Linked DNA regions of Homo sapiens: region 2 is linked to region 1. Evidence: read pairs that join two places in POLR2A ChIA-PET (ENCODE). Cell type or tissue: CD4-positive, alpha-beta T cell. All regions are shown on one strand. Links, peaks and the distances in the headings refer to the core of each region. The heading gives the core; the rest is flanking DNA.

Region 1 (5,473 bases), core at 1,459-3,958:
GTTGGTCAGGCTGGTCTTGAACTCCTGACCTCATGATCTACCCGCCTCGACCTCCCAAAGTGCTGGGATTGCAGATGTGAGCCACTGTGCCTGGCCTGCACTCCAATTCTTGTGATTTGTATTTGGAGGGCTTTCGGGCCTGACATTGGGCTGCTGCCTCTCTTCAGGCCTTTGTTGATCTTCCTGCCTGCCTGCTGCGTGGATGGGGTGCAGATCCAGGCTTGCCCACTTCACGATGGTGAGAGCTTGGGCACATGACAGGGTCCCTTGAACCCCAGTTCCTCACTAACATAGGGATTTCAGCAACTCTCTCTTAGAAAGGCCATGGGGACGTGTGAGTTGGTACCTTTCAAGCAGTGGAAGCATCGTCTCTGCTAGGATCCTTTCAGTCACTGTTTTCAGTGACCGAAAACAGACACAGACTAGTGTGAAGAAAGAATAGACTTTATTAACTCACACGGCTAGGAAGCCCAGGAGCAGCGCTGGCCTTGGGGGTGACTGGGCACAGGGCTGAAGATGACACTAAGTTCTTTCATTCTCTGTTTGCCCTCCTCACCCCATTTTCATGGGTTCGCTCCTGTATTTCCAGCTGAAAATGGGCTTTCCTCACATAATGGGGGAAGCTTGCCAGAGGTGGAAATGGAACTAAGGTAGAGGGAAAATGTTGACGAAGTGGCTACTGCACACTTGGGCCTGGGGATACAGCAGTTCCTGCCGTCATGGAACTTACTTACCAGCCAATGAAACAATGAAACCAAAAATGACCATAAAGTATCATGAGTGTTATAAAAGTGAAGTGCACCGAAAGAGGGGTCGCGCTGTAAGTGGAGTCCAACCTGGCTGATGTGCCAGAGAAGATTCTTCAGAAAGTGGCAGGGGAAGAGGAGTCAGCCTGTAAATAAGCGGGTGGAACAGTGTTTTGGGCAGAGAGTTAGCATGTGCGAAGGACCAGACAGAGAACTGGGCAAATCTGAGGAAACTGTCAGATCTTTCTCAGTCCAGTGGGTCTGGCTAGAGCACGATGGGAAAGGTGTATCAGTTTCCCAGGGCTGCCAAACAAATCACCAGCAACTGGGTGCCTTCTAACAACAGTCCTTTATTCTCTCATTGTTCTGGAAGCAAGAAGCCCAAAATTAAGGGGTTGCCAGAGCCATGCTCCCGCCAGAAGCTCCATGCGGGAATCCTCCCTTGTCCCTGAAGTTCCAGTGGCCGGTGGCTCCAGGCGTTCCTGGTGGCTGCACCACTCCAATCTCTGCTTCTATCTTCACGTGGTCTTCTACTCTCTGTGTCTTCTCTTCTGCCTCTTTTTTTTTTTTTTTTTTTTTGTGATGGAGTCTCACTCAATCACCCAGGCTGGAGTGCAGTGACACGATCTCGGCTCACTGTAGCCTCTGCCTCCTGGGTTCAAGCAATTCTCCTGCCTCAGCCTCCCGAGTAGCTGGAATTACAGGCACCCACCATCATACCCGGCTCATTTTTGTATTTTTAGTAGAGACGGGGTTTCACCATGTTGGCCAGTCTGGTTTCGAACTCCCGACCTCAAGTGATCCTCCCGCCTCGGCCTCCCAGAGTGCTAGGATTTCAGGTGAGAGCCACCGCACCAGGTCTCTCTCTGCCTCTTAAAGGACACTTGTCATTGGATTTAGGGCTCACCTGGGTAATCTAGGATGATCTCCTCATCACAAGATCTTTAACTTAATGGCATCTGCAAAGACCCTTTTTCCAAATGAGGTCACATTCAGAGGGTCCGGTTGTTAGGTGTGGACATATCTTTTTGGGGATCACCATCCAATTGAGAGAGATGCTACTGGGCTGGTCAGCCAGGCCAGGACCTAGGGGATCTGGGCCTCATCCTAGAGCAGGAGAAAAACATTCCATTTTGCACTCCAGAAAGAACACTGTGGTTGTGGATGTGCCATGTGAGATGCAAGCAGGGTGGCTGGCCTGTCAGGAGAGGACCGCTGTGGTCCACGTGACAGGTGATGGAGGAATGGGCTGAGGCAGCAGCCCAGCCAGGGATGGAAAGAAGGGTTTGGGTCCCAGTCAAACTTAGAAAAAACAAGTCAACGGGACTTGGGGACTGATGGGGCTGGGTGGCTGGCGGCAGGGTGGAGGCAGGGTATCATTGGATGATGTGTATCAATGTGATACGTATCCCTCACATTAATTTTTCCCAGGAGACAGTGCTAGGAGGATGGAAAGAATATTGGCTTTGAAATTGGCGAAACCTTGGTTGAATTCCCAACGCTATTCCACTTTCCAGCTTCTTGACCTTGGTTGTGTTTCTTACTATTTCTGAGCCTCAGTTTTCTCCGACATAAAATGGAGATAATAATACTGAAATCACAGGGCTCTTGAAGGAATTAAATGACAGCCTATGTGGCGTAGTGGGCTCTGGGTGGCCACCTGGGCACCACAGATGTGATGTGCTCTTTCCTCCTCCTTCCTCCTGCCTGACCAACGTCCCTTCCTGCAGGGGCTTCCCCGGGCGCTCAGCTGCACCCACCTCCTACTTCTCTCCCACTTGCTTCCTGCACGGCTGGCTCCACCCCACCTGCAGCCTTTTTTTTCTCCTGGGACCTGCCCACGCATTGCCCTCTCCACTGTCCTGGAAACTTCAACAGATATTTTCTCACCTGTTACCCCTAAGTAGCCCAGGCTGCAAAACGGGTAGTCTTAGCGCCTTGAAAGGGAACCTGAAGGGCTTGCTGAGTTTACTGCCGGCTGCGATGTGTTCGTTCACTGGTTTATTCCTGCATCTATGCATCCACTCCCTCAACAAACACTTCGAGTGGGCGAGGCATTGTCTCGCACCGCGAACACTGAGCTGAACGGAAATGTGGTTCTCACCTCATGAAGTTTACTAATTCTACCAGGCAACCCGCCCTCTCTGAGCTCATGAATTTTCTGGTTGCACTGATTTAATGGCTTCACTCTCTGGCTTTGACACCCCCACAGGTAAAGTGAGGGAGAGCGGGAGGAGCATGAATTTGATTGTCCAGTCTCATCCGGGCTAGGTGGACATTAGGACACACAGGCAGGTTCCCAGGAGGTGGAACAGAAGCTGGAGCTTCCCTGAGAAAGCAGACACCCCCGTCCTACCTCTCAGACACATTTCCGTCTTCACTGGTGATGTTTTTCTCCACCCCGTTTCTTGCCACTTGCCATTCATAATCACTGCTCTTGGTCTGGTAAGCAGAGAGGGCAGGACAAAAATTTGATTTACTTACGACAATGTTTTACAAGCTTGAGCATAAAAACATGTGGTTTCCTGGGACTGGCCATCCCAGGAATTTGGCTGGGACATTAAGGAGTTGGCTGGCACTAACTGTAAGTGCCTACCACTTCCTACCCTCCTGGGGGAGGCTTGCCTTGCTCTTCTGAGCACTTTCTAACTTCAGGCTGTCTGGAGCCTCAAGGTTCTCCAACGTATGCAAATGCATGTGTTCTGACACAAGATGCAAATGTCAGGAATCCTCTTTTAAAAGGGCCAGTCTCTAAGACTTGCAAAAACGGCGACCGGAGACTGACTTAAACCTACCACCCGGAAGAGATGTTGGCTGTGAGGAAGGGAGAAACAATGAAGTGTGAGATGGTGTGAACTCTGGAAGGCAGAACCTTAGGGAAAAACGAAAGAGTAATTTCGTTCGTTGATGAATTCATTTATTCTACTAAGTATTGTGCAGAGCACTATAGGGTTTACCAAGAATAAAAATTGTCTCTATCATGGAGGACCTAAAAGAGATCAGAGAGAAAAGTTTTATTCTCGGTTTACCAAGAATGACAATTGTCCCTATCCTGGAGGACCTAAAAGAGACCAGAACCTTAGGGAAAAACGAAAGAGTAATTTCGTTCATTGATGAATTCACTTATTCTACTAAGTGTTGTGCAAAGCACTATAGGGTTTACCAAGAATAAAAATATTGTCCCTGTCCTGGAGGACCTAAAAGAGACCACAGAGAAAAAGGCAAGTACACATGAACATGTGTTTTGCTTTGAGGATCGTGCAAAAAAGCTGATATGAGGCGAGCACCTCATGTTTAACGTACTCTGCTTCACTCGACATAAATTCCTGCTAGCTTCCCTAACAAAGTTTCAAGGTAGGCACTAACACCATTTTACAGATAAGGAAACTGAAGTTGAGAGAGTAATTTTTCCAGGAACCAGGGTTCCAACCTAGATCAGCTGACTCTGAAGCTTATTAAATCCACCTGTGGAAAATCAAGTTAAGAAACAGATTAAAGGGGCCAGGTGCAGCACTTTAGGAGGCTGAGGTGGGCGGATCACCTGAGGTCAGGAGTTCGAGATCAGCTTGGGTAACATGGTGAAACCCTGTCTCTATTGAAAATATAAAATTCGCTGGGCGTGGTGGCATGCTCCCGTAATGCCAGCTACTGGGGAGGCTGAGGCAGGAGAATAGCTGGAACCCAGGAGGTGGAGGTTGCAGTGAGCTGAGATCGGGCCACTGCACTCCAGCCTGGGCGACAGAGTGAGACTTCCATAACTTTTATGATATAGTTTTCAATCAGCTGATTTACCTCTACGATTTCAGGAACACCCTGGCATGTTGCACGAGGCTTTGCCTGCTGGGGTGTCTGTTGTTCAGTCTAGACCAGCATGCAGCCACGGCTTCTTTTGGCCTCCGTGGCCAATTCCAAAAGTTCATGTGAGAAGGGGTGAAGAGGGATTTTAGAGCCAGAAGGGAATTGAGCTTTCCTCAGCCTTATAAAAGCATGGAAATTGAGACCCAGAGAGGTTAAGTGCCTGGCCTAAGGTCACACAGCTTGTTAATGGTGGGGAGACGAGACTTGGTTTTGCCCAACTCTCCTTCTGCCATCTGTCGCTACTCAGCACAGTAAAGGAGATGGCGCAAGTCATCTGTGGCTCGCAGAAGTGCTAGGAATAATCCCATTCACGCATTTGATGGTACCTACTGGAGCCCCATTATTTCCAATTATTTACATGCTCCGGGCACCTGCAGCCAACCTGTACGTGCCCTTTCCCAGGGGTCAGACTTCCCTGGTGCCATGTGGACTCAATGCAGCATGCAGCCTCAGCCCTATTTTGTCTCTTCTATGCATTAAGGGATCCGTTTACATTTAATTGAAGCTTGGCATACTCTGAGCTGAGGTGGACTTGCTTTGGCCTTCTGAAAAAAGCATGCAGTTTTGGCCTATGAGTTTGAGTTTCATAGAGTAGCTTCCAATACCGGAGGGAAGCTGGCCTGTTACTCTCTGGAGTCTTTCTGAATCGCACAAAATCTCTGTGTATGCCTTCTTTGTTGTTCCTTTCCCAGAAGCGTGAAGTCCCTCAGATTCCACGGCGGTGGGGCTGGGAGAGCCCAGGTCCGGTGCGGGCCAGAGATCCCTGCGCGTCGGCACGTGAGCAGCCCCTCTGCGGTCTCCCGTCCTCACGGAGAGGCTATTACAGCAGAAGCTCCCTCGGCCCCCTCCCCACCCCCTCGTAGTTGAGG
Region 2 (5,473 bases), core at 1,861-4,360, 240 kb before region 1:
CAGTAAAATACTAACCCTACATAGACTGTAATAAATTAAGAATGAATATTGTAATCTCAAGAATAGAGTTCCTCAACCTCAGCACTACTAACATTTTGAACTGGAAATTTTTTTGCCATGGGATACTATTCCGTCCATTATAGAACATTCAGCAGCATATCTGGCCTCTACCCACTAGATGCCAGTAGCAATCCCACCCCCACATCATTTCAAACATGTCTCCAGACATTGCCAAATGTCCTCTGGGGACCAAAATCACCCTGGTTGTACTTTAGAGAGTATACACTGAGGATGTATTTTGAGGGTGGAGAGTGGGAGAAAGTGAGGATCTTAAAACTACCTATAGGGTACTATGTTTATTACCTGAATGACGAAATAATCTGTATACCAAACCCCTACAACATGTTATTTATCCATATAACAAACCTGTACATGTATTCTGTATTCCACTACCTTAGAACAATACCTAAAAAAGCAATGCAAGCTAAAATGATGACAGAACTGTTTATCAAAGGTTTTTCCTTGGCTCACCTAAGGAGCCTCTTTAGAAAACTCCCTCTAAATCACTTCGGTCCCCACCAAGAAATTTTAATACCAAAGATATATCTGTTTATATAATGTGATTGGAGAGCCACAAACAATTGTAATATAAAAGGATATTCTGTACCCTTTTCCAAGAACCTATGATTGCCCTATAGGAGAATTACCACTCCTGTTGAGAATGCATACTGTTAGTGGAATATACTGAAAAAAATTCAATTAACTCAAAAGAAGATAAGAAAGTATGAAGAGAGGTATTTTTTTAAAAAAATAACAGTATGCCTAAGTTCAACCACACCAACAATAACATTAACTATAAATTTTTAAATTGCTTTAAAATAAGACACATAAATAACAAGCCAATAGGAGAGATAAAATAGGATACTGAAAAGATACTAAATCCTAACAAAGGCAAAAAAATAGGGAAAAGATACAAAGAACACATGACACAAACAGAAAACTCAATCATATCAATAATTACATTAAATATGACTGGCCTAAAAACTCCCATTTAAAAGGTAAAGATTGTCAAATTAGATTTTTTAAAAAAGACACGACCCAAACATATGCTGTCAACGAGAGAAACAGTTTAAATACAAAACAAAGACTAAATATAATAGGACAGTTGAAAAGATACAAGATGCAAACACTAATCATAAAAAATCAGGAGTTACTATATTAATATCACACAAACTGAATTCCAAGATAAAGAGTGTCACTTGAGAAAAAGGTGAACATTTCATAAGGATAAAAGAAGCAATACATCAAGAAGATATAACAACAAAAAAGCCTCTAATAATAGAGCTTCAAAATATATAAAATTAAAAAGGTAGGACTAAAGAGAGAAACAGATAAATTCACAATCATAGCTGGAGACTATAACACTGAGTCACAGAACTAGAGGAAAAAAAAAAAACGAGTCAGTGAAGACATAGAAGACTATGACCCATTACCAATCATCTTGACTAGATATTTATAACACTATACCCCCAAAAAATAAAATACAGACAGACCAAATGATAAGACCACATAATGGATCATTTAAAAAATCATTAAAAAGTTGGCTGGGTGCAGTGGCTCAGGCCTGTAATCCCAGCACTTTGGAAGGCCAAGGCGGGTGGATCACCTGAGGTCAGGAATTCAAGACCAGCCTGACCAAAATGGAGAAACCCTGTCTCTACTAAAAGTAGAAAATTAGCCAGGCATGGTGGCACATGACTGTAAATCCCAGCTACTCAGGAGGCTGAGGCAGGAGAATCAACTTGAATCCAGGAGGCGGAGGTTGCAGTGAGCTGAGACTGCGCCACTGCACTCCAGCTTGGTGACAGAGCGAGACTCCATCTCAAAAAAAAAAAAAAAAAAGATTTCATAAAATGAATAAACTCCTAGCAAGATTATCAAAGGAAAAAAGAGAGCAAGTATATAATTTACCAATATCAGGATTTAATAAGGAGATATCGCTAAGATCTTACAGACATTCAAAAGATAAGGGAGCCTGTAATCCCAGCACTCGGGGAGGCCAAGGTGGGAGGATCACTTGTGCCCAGGACGTCAAGGTCAGCCTGGGCAATGGAGCAAATCTTGGCTCTACTAAAAAAATAAAAATAAGGATAAGGGAATATTAAAAACTTTGCACCCAGTAACTTAGACGAACATCTTGGATGAAAAGGAAATCCTTAAAAAATACAATTTACCAAAAATGACACAAGAGGAAATAGAAAATATGGATAGCCTTGTATCTAAAGAAATCTCATTTATCATCAAAAATCTTCCCACAAAGAAAGCTCCAACCCACATGGCTTCACTGATACATTTTGTCAAACACTGAAGAAAAAATACAATCCACCTTATGAGAAACAAGTGCTTCCCAACCTATTTTATGAATCCAGCATAACCACTGTATCAAAACTGAAAAGAAATTTACAGATCAATACTCTTGTAAATGCAAAAAACCCTTAGCAAAATATCAGTAAGTCCAAATTGGTAATATATTTTTTTAAATACACCATGACCAAATGGAATTTATTCCAGCAATGAAAGTAATTCACCATATTAAGAGAATAAAAGGAAAAAATCAAATGACCATTTCAATAGAAGCAGTAAAATCTTTAGAAAAAACTGACCACCACTCATGATAAAAACTCTCCGAACTAGGAATAGTAGGGAATTTTTTCAACCTGATAAAGGGCAGCAACAGAAAAGGAACAGCTAATGTGATACTTAAGTGGTAAAATAAATGCTTTCCCAATAAGATGAGCAATAAAGCAAAATATCCACTCTTACCACTTTTATTCAACAATGTACTGGAGGTCCTATCCAGTGAAATATGATCAGAAAAAGAAATCAGAGGCATAAAGATTGGAAAGGAAAAAGCAGAACTGTGGATGTTCGCAGATAACTTGACCATCTATGTAGAAAATCTTTAAACTAACATTAATAAGTGAATTTCATGAGACTTCAACTTACAAAATCAATACATAAAACTTGATTGTTGATTGAGAAGGAGCAAGTGTGTGTGTAACAGCAACTTTACAATTCTATAAATAACTTCAAAATGTATATGAAAGCTTATTTGATGGTTTGCTCCATGTGGTTCTATTGGTTGAAACTTTCAAAAATAATACATTGAAACTCTAAGAAAAGCTAATTTCACAGTATTGTAAATACATTAGTTAAATCTCAGAGTTTCAATACCATTAGAAAATAAATTTAATTTTCTTATGTTTACTCTCCATGTATAACCTCAACAGTCAAAGTGAGCTTCTCTAATGTACCATGTGGTTTACACAGTCACTACCACAGCTCTTTACTCTCTATGGAAAAAGCTTGCTGCTGGGTAGTAAACAGGAAATCATACTGTCATTTTCTTTCTCCTAATCATTTTATAACTTATTTCTAAAGTCATTTTGTGAATAAAAAATGAACAAAAAAAAACACATGCATGCACAAAATAAAGGAGAAGAAAAGACCCCTGGACTTAGATAAACACTCAAAAATGTAAATTGTTTTCTGTAACAACTTGTTAAATTTGACTAGATAACAAGAATCACATCTTACAGCATAACCAAGTTCACAATCTTTATGTTGCTAAAGTATATTTTGCTCAGCAGAATTAAGCTATCTTGTGAGACAACTCATAGACACAAAATCTTTATCCTGGCATTACCAAATACCGACACTGTAGTTCATCTAAATAAACCATTTCATGGAATATAAGAAAAATATTATTCAAAGGACAAAGTCAGTACAAAGAAAACTAAGGGAAAAAGTTATTTGAAAGCCAAAACTGGTTACACATAGAGAATACAACATGAAAGTTCAGTTTGTTAGATACTAATACAAAAAGTAGAATAAAGTAACACGAGCATGGAACATTTTCATCAAAATGCTTTTAATGATAAAAATCACCTCTTAGATTTATGACAATCTCAAAACAGTAACATTATGAATTGACTAGTTATACATTATATTTTAACTTATTATCAAGGAACTAGCTTTCCACATTTATAAAAGACTACTTAGGTTTTTATGAAATTTTATTAAGCAAATGAAAGTTAATAAATTATAATAAGCCCTTAATTAATACTATTGCAATTTATTTAATTCTATAATTTAGACCTTTTAAACTGGCTAAATTTCCTACTTTATTAATACACTAAGTACCTTCATAGCAAATATTACCACTAGCTATAAGGGAAAAAATTAAGAGAAGTGCTGAAATCCAATTTAGAGATTTAGAGTCACCTAGAACATACCTACAGGCTCGTCTTTGAGTAAGATCATTTAGTAAGTATTTAATATATACAGAGATGCCTCCTATGCTGATGTGCAACCAAGTTGTAAGGAGCTGTCCTGGATCCATCAAGGAGGAAAACGCAGACAATACTTTACTTGATGTTTGCTCCGTGATGTTTCTTTTATTGCCATTTCTAACACCAACAATACTATGGTAATGTGTTATCTCAATTAATACTTATCATTTTCAACTGTCCAGAAAAGTGTAAAAAATAGGATATCACTATTAATATATCACTAATAACCAAGGTTAGGAAAGCATTTATCCTACGTAATAATGAATATTTATCTTTCAGCCCTTTTTTTATTTTCCAAGAAGATATTTACTGAAAAGCAACTTACTCACATTAAAAGTACAAATCAGATTATATCTGGAGATAACAACAATTGATGCATATAGTCTTACGAAAAAAGACTAATATTCAAAGTAATAACTATATTATAACTTTATTATATCAATTTTTTGTTGTTGTTGTTGATGAGACGGAGAACATGACTCCATCTCAAAAAAAAAAAAAAAACAGAAAATACAGGAAAAGGTCCGGGTGCGGTGGCTCACGCCTGTAATCCCAGCACTTTGGGAGGCCAAGGCAGGCAGATCACGAAGTCAGGAGATCGACACCAACCTGGCTAACACGGTGAAATCTCGTCTCTACTGAAAATACAAAAAATTAGCCTGGCATGGTGGCATCCCAGCTACTCGGGAGGCTGAGGCAGGGGAATCACTTGAACACGGGAGGCGGAGGTTGCAGTGAGCCGAGATCATGCCACTGCATTCCAGCCTGGGTGACAGAACGAGACTCCGTCTCAAAAAATAAAATAAAATAAAATAAAAATAAAGAAAATCCAGGAAAAATAGCCACAGTCCAAACTAGAAACCAAATTAAAGTATGGCAGCTCTGGAGTACAAAGAGAGCGTAAGAAATCCATTTGTTCTCCAATGAGAACACACGGACACAAGGAGGGGAACATCACACACCAGGGCCTGCTGGGGGTGGGGGGCAAGGTAAGGGAGAGCATGAGGACCTAATGCATGGGGGGCTTAAAACCTAGGTGACAGGTTGACAGGTGCAGCAAACCACCATGGCACATGTATACCTATGTAACAAACCTGCACGTTCTGCACATGTATCCCAGA

What was found. Peaks named below come from ENCODE experiments on the same cell type or tissue, not always from the same donor. Only the 100,000 strongest peaks of a DNase experiment are listed, where the experiment ranks them.
Region 2: POLR2A ChIA-PET joins it to region 1 with 6 read pairs; 4 of 35 experiments call an interaction of 5 or more read pairs at or near these places.

The regions. Positions count from the first base shown.
Region 1 is chr1:244,072,178-244,077,650 of GRCh38, forward strand. No RefSeq gene overlaps it. Among named protein-coding and RNA genes, the nearest start is that of ZBTB18, 24 kb to the left of the region's middle. RefSeq lists enhancers at 2,639-2,688, 4,801-5,301. In CD4-positive, alpha-beta T cell, for the core only: no CTCF peak of the experiment used is centred there; a DNase peak (open chromatin) is centred at 2,814; H3K4me3 peaks cover 1,448 bases; H3K27ac peaks cover 2,209 bases.
Region 2 is chr1:243,835,027-243,840,499 of GRCh38, forward strand. All of the region lies in intron 2 of AKT3 (AKT serine/threonine kinase 3), which reads right to left. Among named protein-coding and RNA genes, the nearest start is that of AKT3, 12 kb to the right of the region's middle. In CD4-positive, alpha-beta T cell, for the core only: no CTCF peak of the experiment used is centred there; a DNase peak (open chromatin) is centred at 3,335; H3K27ac peaks cover 1,782 bases.